Regions from separate parts of the Homo sapiens genome. Here region 1 is linked to region 2. Evidence: read pairs that join two places in POLR2A ChIA-PET (ENCODE). Cell type or tissue: Caco-2. All regions are shown on one strand. Links, peaks and the distances in the headings refer to the core of each region. The heading gives the core; the rest is flanking DNA. Region 1 overlaps CREB5 (cAMP responsive element binding protein 5). Region 2 overlaps CREB5 (cAMP responsive element binding protein 5).

Region 1 (7,673 bases), core at 2,351-4,850, 150 kb after region 2:
GTTAGCACTTTCATACTTCCTCCTTGTTTCTTATTTAGTATTCTAGATGCAGCTGAGTGCCAGACTAGTCCCTAGGGCAGCAGAGAAAGCCTGGACTGGCAGTCAGGAGGCATGGGTTCTAATATACCTTCAACTTTAAACTTGTCATGTGTCACAGTGGCTTTTAATCTCACTGGCTCTCAGTTTTCTAATCTGTGAAATGAAGTATTCTTGGGCCAGGTGGGCTCCACATCTCTTTCAGTTATTAGATCCTATGGTTATAGAAAACTAGATTCTCTTTTGTCGTTGTTTTTTGAGACAAGGTTTTGCTCTGTTGCCGAGGCTAAAGCGCAGGCTGCACTGCAGCCTCGACCTCCCTGGATCAAGCCATCCTCCCACGTCAGCTTCCTGAGTAGCTTGGACTACAGGCATGTACCACCACACCTGGCTAATGTCTGTATTTTTTATAGAGACAGGGTTTGCCTTGTTGCCTCGGCTGGTCTCAAACTCCTAGGCTCAAGCAATCTTCGCACCTTGGCCTTCCAAAGTGCTGGGATTACAGGCATGAACCACCACGCCTAGCCTGAAAACTAGATTCTTAACTCTGCTATCATCATTGCCATTCTTGAACCACAGAGTGCTTTAATGAGCTTCATTAAGTACAGAGAGGATATGTCACAAAGACATTTTGTTATTTAGCTGAATTTTGATACCAGTCAATTTTAATACCACATGATAGTGGTCCTGTGGTGTCTCCTTCAAAGTAATAAAATAAGTAACATTGATAAATGTCATTTAGTCATGGTTTAGTTAACCTGGCTGTCAGGTTAAGGCAAGGTTTCTCAGCTGTGGCATTATTGACATTCTGGGCTGGATAATTATTTGCTGTGGGGCGAGGGGGCTGGTAGTCTGTCCGGTACATTGTAGAATGTTGTTTAGCAGTGTCCCTACCCACTAGATGCCAGTATCACAGCACCCTCCTCCTCCCCCAAGTTGTGACAATCAAAAGTGTCTCCAGATGTTGCCAAATGTCACCCAAAGGGAAAAACTGCCCTCAGTTGAGAACAACTAGGTTAAGCCATGACCAGGTTAGGCCAGGGTTAACTACATAGATTTGATTTGTTACCAACTGAAAACACTAGTTAGCCCCAGAGCAATAGCACCATCTATTTAATTCAAGTTAGAACAATCTAACCTCATTCTAAAATCTCAACAGAAACAATCCCTTTAATCTATCATGTTACAGTGCATCGCAGGCAATGGAATCTACTGCATTTTGAGTCTTTTGGAAATAGGCAGTATCATCTTTGTCTTGGTATTCTTACCGTGCACAAAGTAAACGCTTAGCAAATTATTGAAAGAATAAACAACTTGCTCCAAAACACCAGAGAAGTGCAGAATGAGGAGCTGCCATGCTCAGGCAGTCATTCTGCATGATTCTTATTCTACAGGAGGAAATGAAGCAAGTGTTTGCCAGTTGGAAGGGTAGAAGGAATCTTTGGGAGGGAGGCTGCCATTACCCTAGCTGAAGTGAAGCCAGGTTAAAACCCTCTTCTGGTTTAAAAAAAAAAAAAAAGCCATGGAACATTTAATGACGAGCCTCAGTACATCACAGCCCACGCTGTACATCACCCAGGCTCCCTAGAGGGAAATAAGAGTAAAAGATTCAGTTGCTTTACGTCTTCTGTATTCCTACATTGACGTATATTTTGGTGGCATGGGACTGTGGAATCTCAGATGTGCATCTGCCATGTTAATCTCCCTAACATGGGAGTCCTACTGGTTTTTCTGATGTGCCTGAAGAGTAAGACTTTAAGTTGCATTTGAAATGTTTCACTCAGTTGTCCTGACAAGATAATTTTCTCAGAATACACAGAAACCACCTGTATTTGTCACTATAGATGCTAGTACTGCATTGAGTTTGTTTTCATGCTTGTTGTTTTATAGGTATTATATGAATCACTGAATGCAAGCATTAGGTCTGATTCATGAGGTTCGTGGATTTCATCTGATATTATTTTGTAATCATTAAGTTCCGAAATGAACAAAGTTGATTTACTGTGAGAGTGTTCGCCTCTTAGCTGGGTATTTGTCATTTAGGAGGAAATCCACCAGACTAGTGCTGCACCGTATCTTTCAGTCCCCTCTCCCCATCCTCACTGGGGATGTCTTAGTTTCAAAATAGGTCTCCCCAAGAGGTCCATTTATTGAGTTTGAATGGCAAGTGCTTTGGAAACACCCTGCCTTATCAGCACTCTATAAAATGTTCTCGGTTATAGCATCCTTTTGATAATATAGTTAATTAACAACTGATGTTACAGAGATTTTAATTGTGAGATCAAAATTAAGCAAAGAGCAATGGAATAGAAAGAGCACATTTGTAGGGCTTACCATCTCTGCACATGAAACCAAGGCTCAAAATTAGGATTCAAAGAGAAGTGTAACTGTTATTTCAGAAGGTGGATTCATACAGCAATGAGTATCAGTTTCATCAGCATGGGTCATGAATACACATTCCTAGAGTCCCAGATTTCTATCTAGTGATACATACTCTATCCTTAAATTAAAAAAAACAAAAATAGATCAAAATTTTAAAACCTGGGGTGAGAGAAGAAAGAGACTTAAGAGAATGAGAATATGCCTCTGTTTCCATTTACTTTCCCTCTGTCTGTGTCTGTCCAATCTTCCACCCCAAGAACACCAAGGAAATCAATGTTGTAGACCCAGATTGAATTTAAGATTTTTGAATGGAAGGAATGAAAGCACTTAGGTGCATTTTCTCTTGTTGGAAACTGATTTTAAAACTTTTTATTACTTACGTTTAGGGAAACATTTGGGGTTGGTTGCAGAAGGGTATAATATTTATTTATTTCTTTGTTTACAAATTGAATTTTAGTGCATATCCCTCCTTCTTCCAGGAAGGATTTTAAGCTTCTAAATAATACAAATCAATTCAGTTCATTTAAAAAATAGTCCTACTCATAGCAAATGTTATCCAACCATAATAAATTGAATATTTGGCTATTGACAGTTGCCCTCCTTGGCAAAGCATGCAATATGTGGTGTCTCACCAAGGAAGCTCAGTGATGATCTACTTCCCGTAGTGAATGGGCTTTGGAACGAAATCAAAGGATACATTTTAGCAGAAGAAAGAAAGAAAGAGAGAGAGAGAGAGAGAGAGAGAGAGAGAGATAGAGAGAGAGAGAAAGAAAGAAAGAAAGAGAAGGAAAAAGAAAGAAAAATAAAGAAAGAAAGGGAAAAACTAGCAGGCACTGAATCAGTACCAAGAAAAACAATCCCTCCTCTACTTTGAAAAAGATTCACATTCAGATGGGCTTGGTCCCATCAGTTAGTCAGACCAGAACCAAGTGGTGAGCTCACTTATCGTGGACATGCTGAAGGAAACGTTTCAATCGAAACCCAGAGTAGCAACATCTGCCTAGCAGAAGCAGTCACTAAATGCAGAAGGCCCTTCCCCTGGTAAGTTGAGCTTCACCTTTGTGAGCTCTCCAGACACAAATATGCTCCTTAAGCATGATGCTGTTCGTATTAAGTCAGGCTGGTTGGAATATGTCACAGAAATGGGAGAACTACCCACTGCTAGACCTGCCATCACCATTTCCACTTGGCTTAGTGGTTGACACATTTGGTTAACCATTTTGTTAGCCTCTGGTTAACCACTTATGGTTTGAAAACCTTACAGAAGTGGGAAAATTTCCATACACAATCTTATGCATATGAAAACAACCGTATAGGATACAATTCCTTCCTTATCTACCACATCAAATCCACACCAAATCTTGCTGGCATATGGTGAAAAGAAGAACCCACTTGATAATACCCCTTTGGTGATTAATTTATCTGGAAACTAGGGTGGAGTGGACAATTCTCCAAAAAAAGGAATTGAGCTTCTTTTGAGTTTGGAATACTTTGACTCAATCTTGTATTCACTTCTCTTTTGGAATGATTCTGCCTTATCATTATACATTTATAAATACCAGTGCCCTTGGATCATGTACGTTTTCTACCTTCAGCTAGAGCTGACTTGCTTTCTTTCTTGCTACTCTCGCGCATCTTCCTTCTTTCTCTCTGTCCTTGTTTCTCACCTTCCTTCTTGCCTTCCCCATCTTGCTCTTTATCATCTACCATCTTTCTTTTAACCAAGAGGCTCTCCAGCTAAGTAGGTCACACCCACAAAGAAAAGCAGGAGGTTCAAATTCCTTCCCTTTACTGACTCCTAAGAGATCACTTAACATTTCTTCACAGGAATTTTCTATATCTCCAAAAGGTAGGGAATAATTTTTGTCGCCTATTTCATAGCTTAATATCTGCAAGGTACTGATTTAGGGCAAGCTACTATATATTATTGTCAGTCCCTGGTGAGCAGTTGCTTAAAAGAAATTTGGAGTCAGAAAAGAAATTGCTTGAGCTGGAAAAGAAGACAGATCATGAAAATGATATCTTAAGCTTGTAAGAAGATAAATTTTTAGAGATGCCATTTTCAATTAATAAATCAACCAGAAAGCTTTCTATTTGGCATTTTTAGAATGGTACTCAGTTGTGACAATGTGATTTAAGGAGATGGTTCCACACTTTCCTCCCACCACCCCCATTACTTGTGTTGTAGGCAGTAAAAAAGTAGATTTAGATCTCTGGTTCATTGAATTGTACACCATAAAGACAATAGAAATGGAGACGTAAAAAGATAGCTTAGCAAGGGCCAGTGATTCTACCGTCAAAAATGTGCCAAATAGGATGGGTGTGGTGGCTCATGCCTGTAATCCCAGCACCTTGGAAGGCTAAGGCAGGCTGATCACTTGAGGCCAGGGGTTCGAGACCAGCCTGGTCAACATGATGAAATTTCATCTTTACTAAAAATACAAAAATTAGTTGGCATGGTTACAATCGCCTGTAATCCCAGCTACTTGGGAGGCTGAGGCATGAGACTTGCTTGAAACTGGGAGGTGGAGGTTGCAGTGAGGCAAGATCACACCACCGCATTCCAGCCTGGATGATAGAGCAAGACTCTGTCTCAAAAAAAAATTGCCAAATAATAAGTGTCATATCACATGGAAAAAAAAAAAGCAAAACTAGAGAAAACTCTGAAACTAGAAGAAAGTATAGAAATGCTCAATATTTTCTAATACCTGATTATTACTGAAATTTTAACAATGTAGTTGAGAACCAGTATGATTTGGATGCGTATCAGCTCAGAAGAAAGTTGCTCCTCATTTTTTGGTTGGAAATGCTGTGCACTGTCATCTTCTTGGGCATAATTCAAAAGCTCTTCTTAAGCGTAACTTTCTAGACACACACACGGCCAGATTCTTAATAGATTATGAATGACTCTTCTTTAAATGCCTCGAATGTAGACATGCAGGGGAAAGAAGAAAAGATTCCGTATTTTTTATTCTGGCTTCCTTGAGCACAGCTTTCTTCTCCTTGGTGTGGCTTACCTGAAATACTGAAGATCATGCTGTTATCAGTGATGACTGGCCTTCATCCTGTGGCCCTCAGAGACTTCTACAGGTCTGGCTCAGGGAGACCAGGCAGTGGACAAATGGCATCATGGATTCTCAGTGTGCTCAGAGCCCAGGGGCTATTTACAAATGTGCTGTTTGGGTGGTCAGGTGACTGCTGGGTTGAGTGCCATATGACCCAGACCATTCACAGGCAGACCTCCTCTTTAGCAGGATGGTAGAACTGTCACAGCAAGTTGATTTGGCTATTGGTCCGATGACTTTGGACCACTAATAGCAAGCCAAAGGAAGTAAGGCAGGTGCTTAAGAATCAGAGAGTATTGCAATCCCTCTCTCTCTCTCACTTCCCCTAATCCCCACCAACTCCTCCTCCCTCTGACCACTCCTCTCATATCGGTGGTGAGTACTGGGAGCCCCCACACTTTGAGGTCTCAGGCAGGGGTGAGATTCAGAGGCAACAGATGGCAAGGAGGACCCAAATACACCATCACTATTTTCCCAAGGAGAAAAAGCAGGACTGGACACCCACAGAGCACATTAGACAGCCTCAGATATGGATACCAAGGGACAAGACAATCTAAACTTCCATACAGTCAACTTACCCTATCATTAGAAAAACCAGGAGACTTCTTACTAGAAAAAGTTTGAGGCCCTGTTGGCCAGAACACCGAATGTCTACGACAGAGGCCCAATGGTACACATCTTGCTATTTCCCAACAACTGGAGGGAAGCCAGATGACAGCTGTCTCGAGGGGTAGACATGTGTTGGGAGAAGGTTCCATCTCCAGTCCCCTGAGGGCTTTTTAGTCAAACTTCCAGATTCCAAAGTTTAAGCATCAGTTATTGAGATGCCCTCTGGGAATGGAGCAAAGGACAGTGTCCATCAAGCGAGCCGAGCACAGCCGCCCTCCCAAGGGCTTGGGGGAGGATCTGCTAGAGAGCTGGGTGATGTGGCAGCGACTGGCTGTCCCGCCCAAGCAGCACACTGCCAAATCCTGCACCTCCTGCAGCACACACTGCAAAAGGACTGTTGTCATGATGGTCACCAAGCACATACCCAAGGACTACTGTGCGTTGAAAAGGTGCCATTTGTGTAGCTAGAGTTGCTCTCTGTCCAGCTTGCTTGGGATTTGGGGATGTGTAGCATTGAAGAGAAATCACTATTCATTGCACCCCTTTTTGCCAAATAATTAGGTCACTCACTCAGGAAAGGCCCTGTGATACATATGTGGAGTAAAGTTTGCTGTGGGAACTTGAACTCTGAATTTCCTGACTTCTGTGCAATTAAAATCCCAAAGTTAATGCTGCATTAGCATGGATTTTCCATGGTGGGTTATAAATGCAAAGTTCTATGTTTCATATGTATTTTTCTAACATATGTTACTGCCTGTGTTTCTGATTAAAAGTTCATCCAAAATAAAATAACAAGGGATTACTTTTTTCCAATAGAACTTTCTTCTTCGATAAAAGCTGGAAATAAGCCCTTACCTAAAGTTACCCAGGTTTGCAGGTGCTGAGACTTTAGAGGTGAGTAGTGTTTGTTAGCAAGACAAAGGGCATTATTCTCCCTGCAATCACCAACAGAAAGCGTTCTTTCTATAAAGAAAATTATAGGCCACTGCTTCAAAGACATTACATAGTTAGGCACTACTACTGGAGACTTTCAGGCAGCAGGCAGGCTGGCAATCAACAAATATTTATTCTACTTCCATTGTGCATTTAGTGACTTTAAAATTCCCAGGGAAACTAGCATATAATATTTTCTAGGGCCAAATTAGTACCTGAGGTCATGACATAATGCTTAAGGAGCTCGGCAGCCGGAAAGGAACAGCGGATCTCTAATATCTCACCTGAGTATGGGGACATTGATGGAATAAGAAAATCAGACCCCCAAAAAGGCTTTTTAAAACTGAACTTGTCAGGGCATTTCTTCCCTTTCGAACTCCTTTAAGAGACACCCAGCCTTCATTCCCTACATGTGCATACCTGCACACACACACACACACACTCTGTCACCACCACCACTGTCTCTGCCCAGAAGTTGAACCCAACTAAATGGATCAATTCATCAGATTTTGTTAAAAAACTAATGAACACTTTTTAGAAATCATCAAACGTGCCAAGATGTATATATAGGGATGTTCGTCCCAGTGTTACAGAGGAAAAATAGAAATAGCATGCCTGCCCATCAATTCAGAATTGGGATACTCCCCT
Region 2 (7,673 bases), core at 1,842-4,341:
CTCTCCATCCAGACTGCTCACACCATAAAAATGTCGTGATGGAGCAACCTTTACTGCCCTGCATTGCCTACAGGTTTTCCATGTTTACCATGTGAACTCAGTGACAACATTTCTGTGGTATTTTGATTTTGATCACACATGAAGTAACAAATGCCCAAAACACTATGATATTGGTGAAAAGCTTACCAAACATCTTTCAAAAACCAACAACGCAAAAATAAGAATTTCAGCAACAACTAACAAAAGTATAGCTATTTGGATGTTCATTTTACCATTTGGAAAAAATGCCTCTTTTATATCATTTCTATCACATGACTGCTTGCGACAAAATTAGATTAAGAAAAATTACATAGAAAGTGTTTCTATATTTTATGGCGATCACAAGAAAGAACTATGAAAGTTGCCTTTGTATGGTAAGTTCCACAATTAGGATATAGTACAAAATATGGGCTGGCCACATGCTGGAAGAAAATGAGCCTGGGAATTGGGAGTGTTGCCAGGACAGCATTTTAAAATTACACACCTCCTGCAAATGTACGATGCTCATTCCTCTCCTTCTTCAAACTGATGATTCCTACCTAGTTCCCCAGATCGAGACCCGCTTCCCTAGAGTACTGAGGGAAAATGATTTCCTCACCTTCAGTTCATCGGTCATTGCAGCAGCATGCCCCTGAGAAGGAGTTTTAATATCCAGTTTGTTTTCCCTGAGAGCCAGTGCTTTAAAATTGAGTTCTATTGTCAAGCACATTTAACTTCTTGTCTCTAAATCTTTGGTGCAGCTGGGGCCCCTTTTAGAAGGTTGGTTTTCCCCAAATGATTGAGTGTCATCCTGAACGACATCACCCACAATGACCCCTTCATCTCTGCATCAAGTCAGGGGCCTACATTCCATTATCCTTGTTCAAGAGTCAAGAATCCCTAGTGGAAATGCAGTGTTCCTGGGAGCTGGGTTAATGTTAGCTAATGCCCCAGAGAGGATGATTTGGCCCAGGTGATTCTCCCAGAACTCAGGAGCTGCTGCTTAATAAGTTTGAAGGGGACCATCCAGAAGCTGGGTATGCAGGGTCATGACAAGGACCACCCCCCCATCGGGTGATGGCTGAAGGGACTGTCTTTGGGTTAGGGAAGATGGGGCTAAAATTTCAAAGGGGAAAGCGTGGAACCAAGAAAAGCTGGACCCAGGCAGTCCCCTTGCAAAATCCATTGCTCAGACAAAGAAACTTGGACCCCCAAGGAATTTAGTGACTTGCCAACACCCACATAGCAACTTTGTGGTGAGCTAAACGTAGCACAAGGTTCTCCTGACTTCCAGGGTATACTTGTTCCACTCTGCCGAAGCGTACCCTCCTTCGGGCATGGCAGATGTGGAGGCCTGCAGGCGGTGTTTGCTTCAGGGAAAAAACAAAACTAAACTAAACACCCAAAATGTGCTTTGGGTCCTTCACATTTCTAGCTACATCATTTTCTCTGCCAGAAAGGAAATGGTGAGTTAGACTACAATTTGAAATGATTTTATAGATCCAGCTCCATGAGAAGAGTTGTCACCTCCGCAATCTTATTCCAGATAAAATACCCTAAATCCTCCAGGATTTGTCTTTCATTCCTTACCTTCTGCTCCTCTGACCTGCAGTCGCCATCCCATTCGTTTTTATGGATGGATCATGGAAACCAGAAATACACACACAGCAAACACATCTGTCTTTTGGGTCAAAAGAAAAGGCACGTGTGTGCACGTGTGTGTATGTGCTCCTGTGTGTGCACGTGTTCCTGGGTGTGCATGTCACAATGCGAAGCAAGTTATGGGAGGACCAAAATTAACAAGATCTCCCACAAATACCTGGGTGTAAGATGGCCTTTATCCAACCCAGCAATTGTGCTGGAACCCCGTATTAGAGTCTCATTGTTCTTTGTTGCCTTTGTTTTAAGTTCAGCATGAACTGGTTTTTTTCTTTTTTGCTATAAAAAAATAAATCTGAAAACAATAAGTCTTGTTCATTGACATAAACCTGCTGTCGGTTCCTTGTGGGACCTATGCTGATAAAAACCAGGGAAAAACTATTTTATTTGCAATGCAAAGAATTTTTGCCTGTGGAGATTTTTGTAGTTCAACAGCAGTAAAGGTATGGATAGCAACCAAATAAGCTGTTAAAATCTATATGCCCCGCCCTCACCCTTCTCCCAGTCCCAAGAGACATAATTAAAACTCCAGAAAGTGAGAAGCTGTTACTAATACAAACGTAACTATTTAGTTCAACAGAATCATGCATTTACCAACTTCGTTTTTACTTCATTTTTAAAAATAGTTCAAGCTGAACTTTTTTTGCTCTTTCACATACAAAGGGCTTTTCTGCATGTTAATGCTTTAATACGATTTGCCAATCAGCCTGTTAATATCTGTCAAGGAATAAACATGCTGCTCGGCAATGGGGTAATACTTTTTATTAGGGCCTCTGTGTATACTTCAGATGTGAGCTTCACTCCTTCTGCTGAAAATGTTCCAATTGATTGCTCATGTATTAGTCTCATCTCAGTTCTGTTAACAAAGTTATTTGCAGTCCTAGCTGACTAAACTGTCCATCGTGAATTTTTGCATGCGATCAGAGTACAGATGGGAGCAGATGTAAATGGCATATGTAATAGCTAGCATATTTTTCAAGACGGATGAACACAAGCATGCTAAACCTTGGCCCAGAGTGTATACAGATCTGTTTAAGATATGCCACAAACAGACCGAAAGGAGGGTAGATTTACACACACACACACACACACACACACACACACACATACACACACACACACACACACACACACACACACACACACACACACACTTTGGGCTTGTCTAGCCCCAAACTTCTAAAGACCCTTTGAGAAAGCCAGTTCCTCGAGAATAAATTCTCAATTGTCGGGTCCTGAGGGTTTGCAGTGGCACCTGCATTGAACTTGTAGGTGTTAGGAATTTTTTTCTCTCGCTCAATTTGCGTAACAATGTGAGTATATCTAAGAATTCATAAACAGAGTCATAGATCTGCCCCTGGAACCAGCCTTCCTGGGAAATTCCAAAAACACTTGCAAATTCCCATAGGGAATCTTCCAGCTAAGTTTAGGGCATATTTGTCCAAGGTCACCGACAGGGTGAATTATATGGGTCAAATTTCTAGGTGTCTGTATGTGTCTGGCACTCCACTTCCATTCCAAACTGGCTAGAAAAGAATGTTTCATTTTTCCATTCACTTTCAGTGTCTGCCCTGTTCCCATAGTAACCTTTGGCTGTCACCCTCCCCCACCTTACACAGATAGATACACATCCTTTCTGAATTAAATGGAACTATGTGACCTAGGTTATTTAAGTCCTCCCTATCCTGTGTTTGCTCATCTGTAATAGGGTGATAATAGAAATACCTACTTCAACAGGTTGTTATGAGATTAAATGAGGTAAAGAAGCATCAGGTTTTACCACAATCACCATCACTACTTTGTGCTAGAGGCAAATCTCCATAAGAAAGTTGTCCCTTTAAGTCTCACGAATAGTTCACGGGTTTGGGAGGTGGGGGGGGGCGGAAGAAAAAAAAAAAACACACAAACCTGGAGTCCTGGCTGGGTGTGGTGGCTCATGCCTGGAATTCCAGCACTTTGGCAGGGCCAAGGCAGGAGGATCACTTGAGCTCAGGAGTTCAAGACCAGCATGGGCAACATAGGGATACCCCATCTCCACAAGAGATAATAATCTGCTGGGCATGGTGGTGTGTACCTATAGTCCAGCTGCTAGGGAGGCTGAGGTGGGAGAATTGTTTGGGCCCAAGAGGTCAAGGCTACAGTGAGCTAGGATCCCCTCACTGTACTCCAGCCTGGACAGCAGAACAAGATTCAGTGTCAAAGAAAGAAAAGGAAGGAAGGGAGGGAGGGGAGAAAGACAGAGAGGGAGAGAAAGAAAAAGAAAAGAAAAGAAAAAGAAAGAAAGAAAGAGAAAGAAAGAAAAAGGGAAAGGAAGGGAAGGGAAGGGAAGGGGAGTTCCTGTAATGTAGCTGAGTGTCTTGGGACAAGCAGACCTGGTGATGCCTGTGTCTCACACTCAGCCTTGGGCTGCCTGATGGCTTATCATCTTTCTTCAAAAGGTAGAAACCCTTTTGTCATTGCCCTTCCCTATTCCACAGTAGCACCAGAGGAAGTGTTTTCAGACTACCAGTGGGAATTTCAGATTATTTTGATGTAAACCCATTTTGGGGGGCCAGACTTTATGAATAAAATTGAGTCCCATTATGGTAAAAACACGACTCTATCTAGCGTAAGACCTTGTCGCGCCCCCAACGTTCCACTCCACTGCAAACTGGGAACAAAGAACATTATCTGTGAATGAACGTGGAGTGGGGTGAAGGTCAAGGAATTAAAACATTATGTTTCAATTTGAAATTTTGAATTTCAATTTGAAATGTTTCAATTTCAATTTGAAATTTCAATTTGAAATATTACAGATGTTTAAAAAGAAAGACAAATAAAAACCAGAAAGGTTCTAGTGCATCAATCTGCATCTAGATTTTTTCTCTATTAAAATTAAAAGTGCTTACTGACCTGCAGCATTAAGGTTTTTTATTATTATTATTTTCAAAGAGCTAGTTAGTTTTGTTGTCCCACCAATGTCAATTTCTACCAGTCTTTCTAGATTGCTCTTCCTTGAGAATGAGGATGAGTTTTATTTAGCACACAAAATCCAATGAGTGTTTATGCCAATTAGAGGAAAGGCATGTGAAGAGGCTCACAGATGGAAACTCTTGGCCAACAACGCGTACCTTGGCCAACTCTCTTTTCAGACGGAAGATCCCCAGTGCCGTTGTCAAGATAGGAATGTCCAGATCAAGTTCTGCTCTACCCTGATTGCAGCCCCCCAACCCTTGAGTCTTGTGGCTAGGTTTCGGCCCAGCCTTCAGCTGAGTAATAAAGAATAAGCCTAGAACAACTTGAGGCAATGGAAAGATGATGGCCAGCATTAAGAATAATTTTCTTTTCTTACCCTGCAATCTGTGGGTCCCTTTATATGATAATTACTATGGTGATAAAATCCTAATTACCTTTGAATCTTCATGAGGGAGAAGATTTCAGACTGGAAATGTAATCTCTCTGGATACTAACATAAAACTACAGTTGTTCTGTGGATGGTGATTTTACCTCCTTTTTGAAAAACCTGACGAAGTGGCTGGTTTGCTTGTGGGTTTTGAATAGAGCTGGTTGTTAGCATCATAGGATACTGTGCCCAATAGGGTGATTTTGCTGATCCCAGAATCTGTGTTGTGCATACACAGGACTCTTGTAAATGCCTGAGCTGATGTTAATTATAAAATACAGAAATGTGCAGAGAGACAGAGAATATTTAATCATATGTTATGATTGGAGATTTTTGTTTTTCTTAATGGTCAGAGGAAGAACTAAAATGCCTTATGATCAGTGTTTCTATGATGCTGGTATGTACTAGGAGATAAATGGATCTGCAAATGAGGCTTCTAGTGTTTGGAGAAAAACAGCTTTGCCAGTGTATTCTTTAATTTTACGTGTCAATTTGACTGGGCTGAGGGATGCCCAGATAGCTGATAAAGTATTCTTTCTGGGTATATGAGAGTGTTTTCAGTAGAAATTAGCATTTGGATCAGTAGACTGACTAAAGATCACTCTCACCAATCCAGGTGGGCCATCATCCAATCTGTTGAGGGCCTGTATGGAATGGAAAGACAGGGGAAAGGTGAATTTGCTCTCTGAGCTGAGGCACCCATCTTCTCCTGCCCTCAGACATCTGCTTCTGGTTCTCAGGTCTTGGAACTTGGGCTGGAACTTACACCACTGGCTCTGCTTCAGGGTTGAACTAGAACTACACCACCAGCATTCCTGGGCCTCCAGCTTGCAGACAGTAGATCATAGGACTTCTAAGCCCTCATTGTCATGTGAACCTGTCCCTCATAATAGATCTGTTTATCACTTTATTTTCTATCGGTTCTGTTTCTCTGGAGAACCCTGACCAGGAGCTAGAGAGTTAGGAAAACCTAAAATTTCCTCTTCAGTGAGAAATCCTCCCACTCTTATTTTTCCATGAGCAATTTTTCAGTCTAAAGATCCCGAGCAAACCTAGAGAAATCATTCCAGGTAGTCTAGTGGTTAGGGGGAAAAAAAACAAAAAACAATAGAAAGTGGAAGAGAGAAACATCAGTCACATCTTTCTCTAAAGGCCTGGTGCTGCCATCTCCTTAAATATTTTGAAGGAACAATTTGAGGTGATACCTGCTTTATCTTTCAAAGCCATTCCTACTTGCACCATCTCTGCACTGACTATGTTAACAGTGCAAAAGGTCATCCTCTGAGTGTCTTTGGATCAGGATTATTTCATGTGTTTTCAAGAGAGATAGTGCCGGTTACCATGACAGCATTAACCAAGGGTAACAGAGAACAAAGCTTTTAAACTTAGAAGAAAGAAATCGTCCAGAAAGGAAAGAATATTTTTGACATGGAAACCCAAAGGGCAGGTTGGAAATACCATTACAAATTGGAATGTGTTTTTTTTAATGTTCTTACTTATTTGTTTGTGGACTAAATCCTTTTGCAAATGAGATTTTTTTAAAATTGGGCTGCCACCATTATTTATTTTGCAACAAAGAGTGATTGTAAATTTTTTTTTAAGTAGCTACCAGTACAACAACAGGAGCAACAATAACAACACTCTTTGCATCTGGGCTTATTTCATTGGCCGAAAACTAGACTAACCTGTAAAAGATGTTTATAGAATGTGAAAATAACATAGGGGCAACACTGGTGATACATCAGTGGAGATGTATCTTGGTAATGAGAAGAAAAAGCTTACTCCTATTAAGCAGAAAAGGGGAATTTATTCAAAGATATTTGGACTCCCCGAATTAGCCAGAGACTGGAGGGAATCAATCACACCAAAGACGCAGAGATCAGAGTAGCTCCAGATGACCAGCAGTGATGGTGGCCAGTGGCCAGACACCAGGGCTTGCCAGCACTGGCCACTGGCCACTATCACTGCTGAACAGCATCGCAAACATGACACTAAAGGGCTCAGTCTTCCCTTTCTTGACCTCACTTGTCCTGGAGTCACAGACTAGGGTGGAGCATCCAATTGACCAAGCCTGCATTGTGTGCTCTGCTAAGACCTTATTCAACAGAAATTCCCCCCAAAAGAGGAAAGTAGATTAGATGCCGGATACCTCCCTAAAATGGCATGTGTTTAATATGGGTGGTATGATTAAAGATATTTTGCTAATTTCTGGTCCTAAACATGGGAGATAGAAGGCTTGCAGTAAACAAACAAAAAATCCAGCCTACTATTAGAAGGCATTGCTCTCTAATACTAAGACATTATTAGTACTTGTAATTCCGGAAATCTGCAACTTCTGGAGAAATTAAGAGCCAAGTTGGCCAGGATAATTCTTAGCTGATATAAATAAATCAAGATTGACAGACATAACTGCATTGTCTTTTTATTTCTTTAATGTAGGTCAGCATTGTCCAGTAGAACTTTCAGCAATAATGGAAATGTGGCTGGTGCAACTGAGGAACGGAATTTTAAAATCTTATTTAATTTTACCCAATTTGGGCCAGGCATAGTGGCTCACACCTATAATCCCAGCACTTTGGGAGGTTGAGACAGGAGGATCTCTTGAGCCCGGGAG

The links. Peaks named below come from ENCODE experiments on the same cell type or tissue, not always from the same donor. Only the 100,000 strongest peaks of a DNase experiment are listed, where the experiment ranks them.
Region 1: POLR2A ChIA-PET joins it to region 2 with 5 read pairs; 2 of 35 experiments call an interaction of 5 or more read pairs at or near these places.

The regions. Positions count from the first base shown.
Region 1 is chr7:28,787,291-28,794,963 of GRCh38, forward strand. All of the region lies in intron 7 of CREB5 (cAMP responsive element binding protein 5), which reads left to right. Among named protein-coding and RNA genes, the nearest start is that of TRIL, 170 kb to the right of the region's middle. RefSeq lists an enhancer at 5,927-6,636. In Caco-2, for the core only: no CTCF peak of the experiment used is centred there; no DNase peak of the experiment used is centred there.
Region 2 is chr7:28,640,203-28,647,875 of GRCh38, forward strand. The region is part of intron 5 of CREB5 (cAMP responsive element binding protein 5); the gene reads left to right. Among named protein-coding and RNA genes, the nearest start is that of CREB5, 230 kb to the left of the region's middle. RefSeq lists enhancers at 3,055-3,555, 3,556-4,056. In Caco-2, for the core only: no CTCF peak of the experiment used is centred there; DNase peaks (open chromatin) are centred at 3,269 and 3,629.